2 separate regions of the Homo sapiens genome follow, and region 2 is linked to region 1. Evidence: chromatin contacts called from ENCODE Hi-C data. All regions are on one chromosome and are shown on one strand. The core of a region is the stretch at or near the end of the contact, and the rest is flanking DNA. Distances in the headings are between cores, read along the strand shown. Region 1 has its middle 18 kb from the start of C10orf67. Region 2 overlaps APBB1IP (amyloid beta precursor protein binding family B member 1 interacting protein).

The links. A loop is a pair of places that touch in the nucleus more often than their neighbours do. Pooled maps may share reads with other maps.
Region 2: a map with no recorded cell type shows a loop between it and region 1 (7-fold over the local background). The contact joins two enhancer-like sites. A Hi-C loop is called at or near these places in 2 of 37 single-sample maps with no recorded cell type and 5 of 50 pooled maps.

What each region holds. Positions count from the first base shown.
Region 1 is chr10:23,360,879-23,364,666 of GRCh38, forward strand. No RefSeq gene overlaps it. Among named protein-coding and RNA genes, the nearest start is that of C10orf67, 18 kb to the left of the region's middle. Within about 2 kb of position 2,158, at least 3 of the 41 ENCODE cell types and tissues checked have a DNase peak (open chromatin) inside an H3K27ac peak, as active enhancers do.
Region 2 is chr10:26,485,369-26,488,833 of GRCh38, forward strand. The region is part of intron 2 of APBB1IP (amyloid beta precursor protein binding family B member 1 interacting protein); the gene reads left to right. Among named protein-coding and RNA genes, the nearest start is that of APBB1IP, 49 kb to the left of the region's middle. RefSeq lists an enhancer at 1,855-1,904. Within about 2 kb of position 1,748, at least 13 of the 41 ENCODE cell types and tissues checked have a DNase peak (open chromatin) inside an H3K27ac peak, as active enhancers do.

The sequences.
Region 1 (3,788 bases), core at 908-3,407:
TGGAGAAGAGTTTAATGCACCAGTTCTGAGACTGCTACCCTTAGAAAGGCTTGCTTGCAAGGTTGGCCCTTGGCTGGCACCAGGAAACCTGGATTTGGGAAGGGCTCCTGCCGTTCCCTATCTGAGAAGTGGTGCTCAATATGCTTAAACTGTGCAATCAGTGTGGTTCCTGCTGAACACCTGCTTTCCCTCCTGGAGTCTGGAATTTCTGTACTGCTAGAAAGTGGGTCCCTAGGTGACAAGCTCTCAATAAAAATCTTGAACATTGAGTCACTAATGAGACTGGTACTGGTAGACAACACTTCATAGGTGTTGTCATAATTTGCTGCTGTAGGAATTAACTACATCCTGGTAACTTCCAAGAGGACTCTTGGAAGCTTGTGTCTGGTTTCCTCCTGACTTTGCCCCATGCATTTTGCTGATTTTGTTTTGCATGCTTTTGCTGGAATGGATCACAGCTGTGAGTATGACTGTTTTCTGAGTCTTGTGAATCCTTCTAGAAAGTCATCAATTCTAGAGATGGTCTTGGGGGCCCCTGACACATCTCTTGGTTTTTTCTTTTTGTGTTCCTCTCCACAGACTCTGCCCTCCTACTAATCTGGTTCATTCCAAAACTCCTTGCGCATGCCTGGCCCTGTAGCTCACACAACCTCCCTGCCTAAAGTGACCCAGCTCTCTCAGACCCAAAGGCTCCCTTCTTTCAAAGCTTTTATCGAGTCCTACCTCCTCCACTGCTATGGTTTGAAAGTTTGTCCCCTCCAAAAGTCATGTTAAAACGTAAATCCCATTATTGAGAGGTGGGGCCTTTTAGAGATGATTGGGTCATAAAGGCTCTGGTCATAAAAATGGATTAATAGATTAGAGGGTTCATGAATTAATAGGTTATCAGAGGAGAGGCACTAGTGGCTTTATAAGAAGAAGAAGGGGGAATTGAGCAAGCACGCTCAGCCTCCTCATCATTTGATGTCCTGCATCTCCCTGGGGCTCTGCAGGAAGTCCCCCTGCCACAAGCATGAAGGTCCTCACCAGATGCAGTCCCTCAACCTTGAACTTCCCAGTCTTCACAACTGTAAGAAATAAATTAATAAATTCCTTTTCTTTATAAATTACCCAGTTTCAAGTATTCCGTTATAAGCAACAGACAAGGGACTAAGACATCCACATCTTTCAGAATGGGCCAGCCTTGGGGGAGGCTTCCTCCTCTGAACATCTTTTTATACTCTGTTCCATTCAGTTGGCATTTTATGTGCACTGTTCATCTGCCTTCCTAGTTCAACTGTTAAGTCCTCCAGAGAGGAGAACAATATTTTTCTTCTTTAATTTCCCTGTGTAGTGTCCCCTGTTCATAGTAATTGCCCTGGGGACATATAAAGGCCCTAAATGGGTTTCAGCTCTGTCTGACCAGTTCTGTTTTCACTAATTCAAGTATCTCACTCTCTGACCATGCTTTCTCAACCTCTAGTTTGTGGTTCATCTTCTCCTGCCCACTCCAGGGTCCCTGCCTTTTGATCCGCCAGATCCTCCAGTAAGGAGCAGGATAACTCCTCTGCTCCCTCCCAGGCCCTCTACCATATCCTTTCTTCACTTCCTCCATCATCAGCTTACATCATTTCAATATTAGCTGCCAATTTGGTAGCTCACTTGACTCTCCTCATGGTGTATGCAGCTGGCTAAACTATAACTTGCTTTCTCTGTTTACACCTGGGCATCTTGGTACAGCAAGGGAAGTCAAACCACAAGACCTATTGATTTTACCATAAATTGTGATCTCCAACCTCAGATGGCCCTAGTACCAGGCAAGGTCCCATCAGGAAACAGATGACACACTTAGAAAGGGTAACTGAGGAAGGCTTAAGAAAGGGAAGGCTGGGCATTGTGACTCATGCCTGTAATCCCAGGACTTTGAGAGGCTGAAGTGGGAAGGATCATTTGAGGCCAGGAGTTTGAGAACAGCCTGGGCAACATAGTGAGACCCAGTCTCTATTAAAAAAAAAAAAGAAAAAAGAAAGAAGAAAAGGAAGATTTACAAAGGTGTGGGTGGGGATAAGGAGACCCAGCAAGCTTCCACCTTTCATCCTGCAGGGGGAAGGGGGGACATTACCAGAACTTAGCAGCCTAGCAGGTAGCTGGGGCTACGGTCTTCAGTTCAGTAAAGGAATGCAGCAACTGACAAACAGGAAACTATTACCCCAACCTGTCTCTCTGCTCAGCCCAACTATTCTGCAGGCACCTCCGGATGACCAAACTCAAGAACCCAACAGAGCTGGGAGGGAGCTTGAATGAAGAAGTGCATAAAAAAATCAGCTCTTGAACCACAGCAGGATGGAGAAGAATGAAAACTTGGGTTGGAGACCAGAGAATATCCAGCACAGGCACTCAAGACTAGCCTGATTTATTCCCTAGCTCACTCTTAGAATTCTACTTTTTTAATATTTTTTTTATTTTTAGACAGGCTCTTGCTCTGTCGCTTAGGCTAGAGTACAATGTCGTGATCTCGGCTTACTGTAGCCTTGACATCCTGGGCTCAAACAATCGATCCTCCTGCCTCAGCTTCCTGAGTAGCTAGGACTATAGCCCACTATCACACCTGGTTAATTTTTTTTTTTTGGTAGTACAGATGGGATCTCACTATGTTACCCAGGCTTGTCTCAAACTCCTGGGCTTAAGCAATCCTCCTGTCTTGACCTCCCAAAGTGCTAGGATTATAGGTGTGAGCCACCACGCCCAGCCACAGCAATTTCAGACTCTCTTATACTTGCCTCTTTGATCTCACTCTGCAACCTTTCGCTGTCGTCCTATGATCTCACATCCTACCTCACAAAGAAAATGAAACCATTAGAGAAAAACCCCTTCAACTTCATATCCATAAAACCACTCATTCACTGTAAGAGTTAGAATTAAGTTTGGCTGTGAATAATAGACGCTCAAATAATCACGGTCTAAACAGGATGGAAGTTCATTTCTTTTTTAGGCAGCAATTGGCAATCCAAGGCTGGTGAGGTGGCTGTGCTCTACCAAGACCTCAAGACCCAGGTTCCTTGCGTCTTGCCAGTCCTCTGTGTTTTGTGGTCACCTCATTGCCTAAATGATTGCTCCAGTTCCAGCCATCATGTCTGTGTTACAGCCAAAGGGAGGGCGGAAGAGATGAAAAGTAGCCAAGAGAACAGCCGTCTTTCAGGGGGCTCCCAGAAGTAGCTACAAACCACTTCTACTTCATTTGTAGAACTTAGTCTCCTGGCTACCCCTACCTGCAAGGGGGTAAATGTCGTTGTTTATTCTGGTTGGCCATGTGATAAGTTAAAAATCAAGATCCTAGCCCATGGTGGTCCTAGCTACTCGGGAGCCTGAGGCGGGGGGATTGCTTGAGCCCAGGAGTTTGAGGCTGCACTGAGCTGTGCACCACTGCACTCCAGCCTGGACAACAGAGCAAGATCCTCTTTCATAAAACAACATAAAACAACAACAACAACAACAAAAAATAATCAGGATCCTAATACCATAGAAAAGGAGAATGAATGGGAGGAGGAGGCAACTATCACTCTTTGACACACTCACCTTTATCCTTACCCCAGTATTCCCCTCTCAGTCTGCCCTTCCCTGTAAGTATGTTCAGATCATGGAACTGGTCAGACAAACACATTTTGAGTCAAAAGATATTTTTCACTTCTCTTCTGACTTGACTTTTTCAGAAGCACTTCGACCACTCTTCCTTTGAATACCTGGCACTGCCTTAGCTTCCTGACGCCACGGGTGCTGCTCCTGGGTCCCCTCCTACCTTTTTGAGTGCT
Region 2 (3,465 bases), core at 498-2,997, 3.1 Mb after region 1:
TGAGAGAGAACTTTCTATGAGGCTTGAGATCTGGACTCTAGCCCAGTTCTTCTCATTAGTCTGGGAAGCTACTTAATCTCTCTGGGTTTCCAACGACGCATTTCTGAACACAAACATCAACAAGATCTGATTCTTACTTAATAACAACTCCCAGTTTTCTAAGAGATTCTATAACGATAACAAAAAGAGTGTGATTCAGTGTGGCAAATGCTGATTGCAAATTCATGCTAAGTATTTTTGGCTATTTTGTTTAGATGTCACAACAAGCCTAAGAATTAGGCATTATTGTTTTCCTTATTTTATAGACAAGGAAACTGAAGTCCAAGGAGATTAAATACCATGTCAAGTTGGTTGTTAAGGCCAGGATTTACTGACATGTTTACCAAGTGCAGTAGATAGCAAATCTCTGCTGGGAATGAAGATACCATTAAAGTGTTAGCATGACAGCTGGATTTTGAATGATCAGTAGGATTTTATGAAGGAGATATGCACAGAGGAGGATATTATTTAAAGGGAATAGCATATACAAAGACAAAAAGAGTTCTAAAAAGCCTGTTCAGAAAACATCAAGGGTCCTGAGGCCAGGCCTGGTGGCTCAAGCCTGTAATCCCAGCATTTTGGGAGGTGGAGGTGCGAGGATCACTTGAGCCCAGGAGTTTGAGACCTGCCTGGGCAACATAGCAAGACCCTGTCTCTGCTAAAAATAAAATAAAATAATGTAAAAAAATATAAATAAATTAAAAAATAAAAGGCCCCGAATGGGACAAATTAGGAAGGACTTTGAAAGACACGCTGAGTGCCTGAACGCTCTCCACTTCATCATAAGCAGCCAGGGAAGATTTTTAAACAGGAGAGTGACACATTCACATTTGTATTTGCAATTTGCAGCAACGGTGGTGGTGAATATTGATGGGGAGTCTGGAAGGCTGGAGGCTGGGTGAGCTGGTGAGGTGTCAACTGTGGCTTGATAGAGAGAATGAAGGCAAGGAGAAGCCTTCTACAGGAAAAGCCAACAGATTCCTCGACCGACTAGATGGAAAAATGGGAGGAGTAAGGGACTATGCCAAGGGTTCTAAGTCAGACTGATATGTGACTAATGGCCTTTTACCAAGTTAAGGCGCATGGGAAGAGAATGCATGAAGGGGAGTAGTGAGTCGGAGCTACTTAGAGGGAAATGCCTGGGGGATGTTGAGCTGGCTGTGTTTAGGCAAGCTACTCTGACCGATGCAATAAAGGCCGCCCTCATCCAGGTCCAAAATTCCAGATTCCATGGCTGGAATTGCTGATCTTCACGGCATCCCAAACTGCATGCAAACTGAGTTAAATGTGTGAGATTAACTCTGCCGTCGATATAAACATATGTCCTGTAAACCATATGCATCACAGTACTTAGGATAAATGTTTAAAAGACATAGTTTTGAAATGTATCCAGGTGGAAAAGAGAAACGATTTAAGGATTGAAAAACTGAAGCCTAGAAATATTAAGCATTAGGGAAAATTTCCTTGTCGTTCAAGGAATCTAAGGGAAAGTTTTAGCCTGGACAAGCGGCTTCAACCACCTCACCCCTCATCTATCCAATAATAACAATAATAATCACAAAATCTAGCTGATTTTGTAGTATTTCCATTTCTTTTTCATCAACAACTTGTGGTTCTTCCCAAGACATAAAATGAACTCAGAAGTGACATACTCACAAAAAGATTCTAACTCCACCCAGTCACGATGTGAGCATGGCTTGTTTGCAATGCATTGCTTCACTGTGATAACTCCACCCCAGCTCTTTCTGGCTGCTAACCCAAATAAGACTTTTAGCTGTCAGGGCTGGGTGTTTTTTTTTTTTTCCTCTCTCTCTCTCTCTCTCTTTTAATCTTTATTTTGACCTTTGGAAAATACCACACGTACATATAGGCACAGCCCTATTTTCTTACGCTTGTGTGTGTGTACACTGTATACATGTGTATAACTCTTGTCTGTCCATTTCAATAATAAGGTTTTCTTGCAGGGAGGTCAATTATGTAATATGACTGAATTTACAGATTAATAATTTTTGTTAACAAACTGCCCTGAAGTCAAATGTCTTTTTATCTTCACCGTGGGTGCAACTGTGATCCATTCACAAGCAAGTTTACTTATGACTGTACGTTTCAGCACAATTTTGATGTTGGCTCCACTTAATAACTCAGTAACAGACTCTGGGGGAAAGGAATGAAAGGGCAGGGGAAAGGGCAGGGGGAAAGATTTTCACCAGATGAATGCAGGGAGAGGTCACGAGAACGCGCTGTTGTTTTGAGTTATTTCCATCTTAGGTGGATGATTCACTGTGGCACGTCATTAACCTGTTATATAGCAGTGGTGTGCACAGCCTGAGAAACGAAGGCCTTTGGGTTCAGTGGGTTTTTCTGACTCATCGATGTCACATTTCCAGACTTTATTTTAGTGCTTTTCCAAATTTAAGGGTTCAGGAGAATGAATCAATGGCAAGATTCTTGTTACTCAAATTATATTTGATTCCTATAAGCTTATTGTAATGCTAGTTGGCAGTTTTGAGGTCAGCAAACAAATCTATATTTATTCTTATAAAATGGATTACTCTCATAAAAAAATCTGAAATGTGTTAACACCAATAATTACTCTTAATAATAATTCATCTGAAGGATTCCTTTATTTTCTCACACTATTGTACTCAGATAGAAAGCAATTCACATGAGCAGTTCTGGAATTTTATTGTTTTTTCCATTAATTTCCCCTTATTAAAATAATAACTTAAAAACCCATGACAAGATTTTTAATACCATATTAGTTGTTTTGGGAGACAATTTGTGAAACCATGGAGATAATATCTACTTAAATACTTTCTGCCATTTTGTAGGAATTTTTTTTTTTTTTGAGAGAGTCTCGCTGTGTCACCCAGGCTGGACTTTGGTGGCACCATCATAGTTCACTGCAGCCTCGACCTCCTGGGCTCAAGCCATCATCCCGTCTCAGCCTCCCAAGTATGTGGGACTACATGCACGTGCCCCCACACCTGGCTAATTTTTTAATTTTTTGTACAGAAGTTTCTCTATGTTGCCCAGGCTGGTTTCAAACTCCTGGCCTCAAGCAATCCTCTCCCCTCGGCCTCCCAAAGTGCTGGGATAACAGGCGTGAGTCACCATGCCCAGCCTTGTAGGAAATTTAAAGAAAGGAGGATATGATTCAGATACTTTGTAAGCAACTGTGTGGGGATAAAACCCCATGGAAATGACTCCTCATGCTGACTTCCCTCATGAACCAGGGGCAGGGCCCACCTGCAGCCATCTTCCTCTCTTCTAGGTGCCATAAACACTTTTTTAATCCCAACAATACACACAAAATAGGACAAGGATCTTCCATCATCCGTCACTGATGCTGTGTTTGATTCCTCTCTGACTTTCCCTGCACACATAGACCTAGACCTTCGGTGTTTTTCTCACCTGTTGCTTCTA